2 separate regions of the Homo sapiens genome follow, and region 2 is linked to region 1. The links are chromatin loops, found by intact Hi-C in ENCODE. Cell type or tissue: CD14-positive monocyte. All regions are shown on one strand. Links, peaks and the distances in the headings refer to the core of each region. The heading gives the core; the rest is flanking DNA.

The links. A loop is a pair of places that touch in the nucleus more often than their neighbours do. Peaks named below come from ENCODE experiments on the same cell type or tissue, not always from the same donor. Only the 100,000 strongest peaks of a DNase experiment are listed, where the experiment ranks them.
Region 2: it touches region 1 in a loop (8-fold over the local background); 40 of 110 quality-filtered maps call a loop at or near these places.

The regions. Positions count from the first base shown.
Region 1 is chr1:159,199,928-159,202,776 of GRCh38, forward strand. CADM3 (cell adhesion molecule 3) reads left to right here. Exons shown (of 9, transcript NM_001127173.3): 9 at 877-2,849. The coding sequence ends at 995. CADM3-AS1 (CADM3 antisense RNA 1) reads right to left here and starts at 2,495. Exons shown (of 4, transcript NR_037870.1): 1 at 2,323-2,495; 2 at 885-1,694. In CD14-positive monocyte, for the core only: no CTCF peak of the experiment used is centred there; no DNase peak of the experiment used is centred there.
Region 2 is chr1:159,125,391-159,128,304 of GRCh38, forward strand. It overlaps a transcript of AIM2 not described here. Among named protein-coding and RNA genes, the nearest start is that of TRR-TCT4-1, 15 kb to the right of the region's middle. In CD14-positive monocyte, for the core only: no CTCF peak of the experiment used is centred there; no DNase peak of the experiment used is centred there.

The DNA of each region.
Region 1 (2,849 bases), core at 1-2,500:
AATCAGAGGCAGGCACGAGGAGAAGCAGACAGTGGAAAGGGCCTTCAGAGACTTGTCAGCCCTTTGGAGTGTTTAGGGAATTAAAAATGGAGCCAACCCTATCATTGCCAACCCTGTGATAACTGAGCACCACCAACCCCGCAGTAAAGCCTGATCACTTGGGGATCGTCCAAGTGAAATCAAACCTTCCCACTCAGTCAGCGGTTGCTCCCATGCTGCTCTACCTCCAGGTCTCCTGCTGCAAGACAGAGAGCTCCTGAAACTGCATCTCCATCTCATTGCTTCCTGCGCTTTCTTCCTTTCTGTCTGTTTAACCTCATTTTCTTTCTCCTTTGATCTCATTGCCTTTCTTTCCTCTCCCCCTTTTCTACCTTCTCTCTTATATCCATGCCTTCTCTCTACCCTCTTCTCACATTCCTTCCTCTCAGACTTCCTGCTCTGCTATTAATTCTAGCCAGCGGCCTGACTCCATAGGCTGGTCATACATAAGCCAGATCTCAATTGCTTTGCTCATGAAGCTGACATAGCAGATCCCCCGTCACCAAGTTGCGTGCACACGCATGCATACACACACACACGCATGCGTGCAAGCACACACACACACACACACACACACACACACACACACTTCTCTTTCTTGCTTTGTATTATAGATGAGATTCTACTTAGGGGTAGGATTCATTATTCATGAAGGGTGTGGTCAGGTGAGGCATGTTGGAAGCAAAATGCGAATTAGGTAAGGTGGAGTAGAAGAGAGCTATTGGCAAGAGAAAAATTACTTGAGCAGTGTGTGAGTGGGTGGGTGAGAAAGTGGGCAGGGTGGACTCAGAGGTTGGGAAGCTGCTCCTGAGAGGAGAAGCCTCTGTCTCTACACAGGAACCTACCTGACACATGAGGCAAAAGGCTCCGACGATGCTCCAGACGCGGACACGGCCATCATCAATGCAGAAGGCGGGCAGTCAGGAGGGGACGACAAGAAGGAATATTTCATCTAGAGGCGCCTGCCCACTTCCTGCGCCCCCCAGGGGCCCTGTGGGGACTGCTGGGGCCGTCACCAACCCGGACTTGTACAGAGCAACCGCAGGGCCGCCCCTCCCGCTTGCTCCCCAGCCCACCCACCCCCCTGTACAGAATGTCTGCTTTGGGTGCGGTTTTGTACTCGGTTTGGAATGGGGAGGGAGGAGGGCGGGGGGAGGGGAGGGTTGCCCTCAGCCCTTTCCGTGGCTTCTCTGCATTTGGGTTATTATTATTTTTGTAACAATCCCAAATCAAATCTGTCTCCAGGCTGGAGAGGCAGGAGCCCTGGGGTGAGAAAAGCAAAAAACAAACAAAAAACAAAACCCTGGAGTGTTAGGAGGAGAGTGAAGGTAGAGGGGTGAGGAAGGGTAAGGGGCAGGGCTGGTTTCAGCTGGGGGCTCTCACCAGCCCTCCTTTCAGCCTCTACAACAGAGCAGCTTCCCAGACTTCTCCAGGAACCCAGAAACGGGATGGTTGTCGGCAAAGGTTGGGAGTGGCTTTTCCTCTGGTAGCCACACACCTGAGCACTACGGACAGGGAGGCAGGTGCCACCTTGACACCTCTCTTCCATAGCAATGGGAAAGTGATGAGTGCGGGAGTCCTGAGGAGATGTGGCCTGCAGACAACATGCAGCCATGCAGGGACCCAGGACTGTAACCTGGGGAGGACGCGGGTCCCTGCAAGGAAGAGTAGATTTGGAGAGGAAGGATGGAGGTGGACTCTCACCCCATTCCCCCCGGAAATGAACAAAGCCGGGCCCTTTCCATAGGAACTGCCCTTGGAGATAGCAGAGTGTGGCTGCCCCTCCTTGCTCCAGCAGCAGTGGGAGAGGCACTGCTCTGGGGCCTGAACTGCCTCTGCTTCCCCCCCTGAGGGGCCCCTCACTCTTACCCAAGACTCTGGATTGTTGCACGGCAACCACTCCTCCCATGGCATTGCTCAGCAACTACTTCTCCCTTCCCGGCCACCCTGTGCCCCCTTCCTGGTCCCAACGCCAGCCCTTCATCCTTCCTCCCTCAGCAGCCAGGCAGACATAACAACAAAACTACTAAAAGGAGCTTCACTGCAGTGAGCTGTTTCCTGCCCAAACTAAGGGAATAATGTGAACTGTGTGCATGTGTGTGGTGTGTATGCATGTGTGCATGTGTGTGTGTGTGTGTGCATGTGTGTGAGTGAGTGAGAGGCAGAGCGAGGAACTGAGGAGGAGGGCTAAGAGCCAGGGGTCCTGGGCAAGTGGACAGGGCTGTGGGACATGTTGGGGAGGCTTTGGGAATGGGGTATTCCTAGTCAGGGTTCACACCTCACCTGGGATGTTGTTCCATGCTGGTATTTCCTCTGCCACCCCCAATGCCCATCGGTCTTGGAGAAAGGAGTCCCCGGGTGTGTGTTTGCCCAGCTGTCCATTCTATCTCTCCCTTAAACACAGAGCATTCAGCCCTTCCCTGGATTTCCCTCCTCTGAGCCATGGAGTCAGTGCCACAGCCTTTGCTATGCACCTCTCAGGCCTCTCCTTGGCGTTGACCCTGGAAAGACCTACCACCACCTATTTTTTCCCATAGTCTGTACCCAGTGAGTTGAAGGCTGGGTCCCCACCCTTCCTTTTGATTTCCTGTCTTCCTTCTCGTGGCCCCAGCTGGTTGCTGTGGAGATGAGGTTCCTGGTCCTCCCTGTCCTGGCTGGACTGCCCCGCCTCAGATCCAGGATGCCCTTGGCATCGCTCCCACCCTCCCCCAGCTTTTCCTCCCTGGTCTGACAATGGGCATGCAAAAAGGGGCAGCTGCAATCTAGCAGGCCTGCCCACCCCCTTCAGTTCAGGTAATACAGTTGTGAAT
Region 2 (2,914 bases), core at 177-2,676, 74 kb before region 1:
GAATGTAAGTCCATATAGTGATTTTCATTTTTAAATAAACATTTATTGAGCCTACGTGAACTGTTATATTTTAATCTAAAGCTGAGACAGGGTAAGTCACTTGTTAAGCGCCACATGGTTATAAATGACAATACAAAGAATTAGAGGGCCACGGAAAGCCAGAGAGAGAGAGAACAGATGAATTTAGACAGATGTGGCTTTGACTGTCAAATCTGCTACTTAGAAGCTATGAAATTTTGTCCAAGTTACTCACTTCTCTGAGCCTTAGTTTTCCCATTTCTAATGTGGGAATAATATCTACTTTTCATGGATTTTGTGAAGATTAGAGGCTGTTTTTCTAATGTGAATGGTTCATGGCTGACCCTTTAGAGAAAAAGAGGAGAGAGGAAGGTGTTTAAGTAAAAAGTGCTTACTCCAGGAAATGCAGGGGTAAGGTCGGCCTGTGTGTCAAGGCATCAGAATTTCAGGTAGAGTTACATCCAGATTTCCATGACCTTTGTGGACAAGAGATTAGAAAACATGCAGTTCTCACAGTCACTCCTACTGTGACTATAAGAATTCATGGCTACAAAAAACACTTCCATTCTAGGGCCAGGAATTCTGAGCAAAACATTTGCAAGTCAGTCCACTCCAATCTATTGCTTGATGGCCATTCTAGACCCTCGAAAGCTGTGTGCAAAGGAATGTTCCTTCATTTCTGCCTCTAACTTGAATCTCTTGTTTTCTGACATTCTCAGCTTCTCAAAAGCCTTCTGAACACATTCATGTGATGAGAGCTATTTCCTGTCTGAGAATGGAAGTCAGGGAAGGACGAAGGAAAATGCAAGACTAAACTGCCACTGGCCTGGGAGTCTCCACCCATTTCCTGCACTGTGGCCACTGCTATAGGTAGTTACCAGGTAATATCTCTTCCTCCAGTTTGCAAAGTCTCTGGTATTATCAGTTATGAAAATGTAATCTAAAATTGATAGAATAGGCCGGGCACGGTGGTTCACGCCTGTAATCCCAGCACTTTGGGAGGCTGAGGGGGGCGGATCACGAGGTCAGGAGATCGAGACCATCCTGGCTAACACGGTGAAACCCTGTCTCTACTAAAAATACAAAAAAAATTAGCTGGGTATGGTGGCGGGTGCCTGTAGTCCCAGCTACTCGAGAGGCTGAGGCAGGAGAATGGCGTGAACCTGGGAGGCGAAGCTTGCAGTGAGCCGAAATGGCACCACTGCACTCCAGCCTGGGTGACAGAGCGAGACTACGTCTCAAAAAAAAAAAAAAAAAAATTGATAGAATTACTTTGGAAAGCAAGAAAGCATACCCTGGTGAAACCGAACAGGAATATAAACTATGACTCAGCAATCCAATTCCCAAGTGTATAATCTGAAATTGCTTGCTCTAGGAGATATAAGATTATTCCAACAGCATTGTTTATAATAGACAAAAAACCTGGAAAAAAACTGCATGTCCATCAAAGGCAGAATGCATTAATACATTGTGTTATACTCACACCATGGAGCATTATCCATTAATGAACATAAACTGTTGTATATTCAAGAACATGGACAAACCTCAAAACACAATGGTAAAGGGGCCAAAAACAACTCATATAAGAATATGTTTCCACTTACATAAAGTTTAAAAAGCAAAACAAAGTAATATATTATTTGGGGATAGCTATATGTGAAATAAAACTATAAACAAGCCAGGGGATGATTGGTTACCTACCCCTAGGGACTGAGAAAGAATGCAATTGATGAGGTTCACCCGAGAGTCTTCAAAGAACTAGTGATGTTCTCATTTTAAGCTGACTGGTAGGATCCTGAGTGTTTATTTTATTATTGTGATTATACTTTCTAAATGGTTCATATACATTCCATATACCCTAGGGTATGTATAATTTATTTCACAATAAAAAATTAATGTAACCCAAATGTGCACGGGGCCCTTAGGGTCGCCTCTGCTCTCACGCCACACTATCTTGAGTCAAGTAACAGATCAGTGTCGGCCCTGACTAGTGTTATGGTCTGAATGTCTGTGTCCCCACAAAATTCCTATGTTGAAATCCCAATCCCAATGTGATGGCATGGGGCCATTGGGAGGCAAAGTCTCTGGTATTATCAGTAATGAAAACACAATCTAAAATGGATAGTATCACTTTGGGAAGCAAGAAAGAATACCTTGGTGAAGCTGATCAGAAATGTAATCTATGACGCAGCAAAACTATTCCCTGTTGGGATCCTTAATGGGATCCCTAATGGGATTTCATAAGTGCTCTTATGAAAGAGGGACAAGGAAGTTTGTTCCTTGTTTCCACCACATGAGGACATAGCCATCTATGGGTCAGCAAGTGGGCCCTCACCACACACTGTATCTGCCTTGACCTTGGACTTCCCAAGGCTGGATTTCTCATAGCCTCCAGAACTGTGAGAAATAAATTTCTGTTGTTTATAAACCACCAGGTCTGTGGCACTTTGTTGTAGCAGCCCTTTCCCTGGAGTATTCATCTCCCTACTTCTCATGTCACCAACTGAAAGTGCCTTCTTTTTCATCTTAACCAAAGTTAGTCTGCCCATCAGTCTCTGCTGCAATCTCTTAATCTGTTCCCTTCATAACAAACTCATTACAAACTGCAACAACTTTGTTTACTTGTTTCTGTTTCTTTTCTTTTTGTCAGTCTCTCCTAGTAGAACACATGCCTCTGGAGAGTCAGGACTTTGTATGTCTTGTTTATTGCAACCTCCCCATCTCTCAGCACAGTGCTTAGTATAAAATAGTTGCCAGATATGGTGATAGGAGTGTGATAATAAAAAATGTATCATAAACCCACAATAAAATAATTGCTTTGTTATAAATTGTCATCTTATGTGCCAAGGCTTACACACACACACACACACACACACACACACCACCCCAAGCCCTG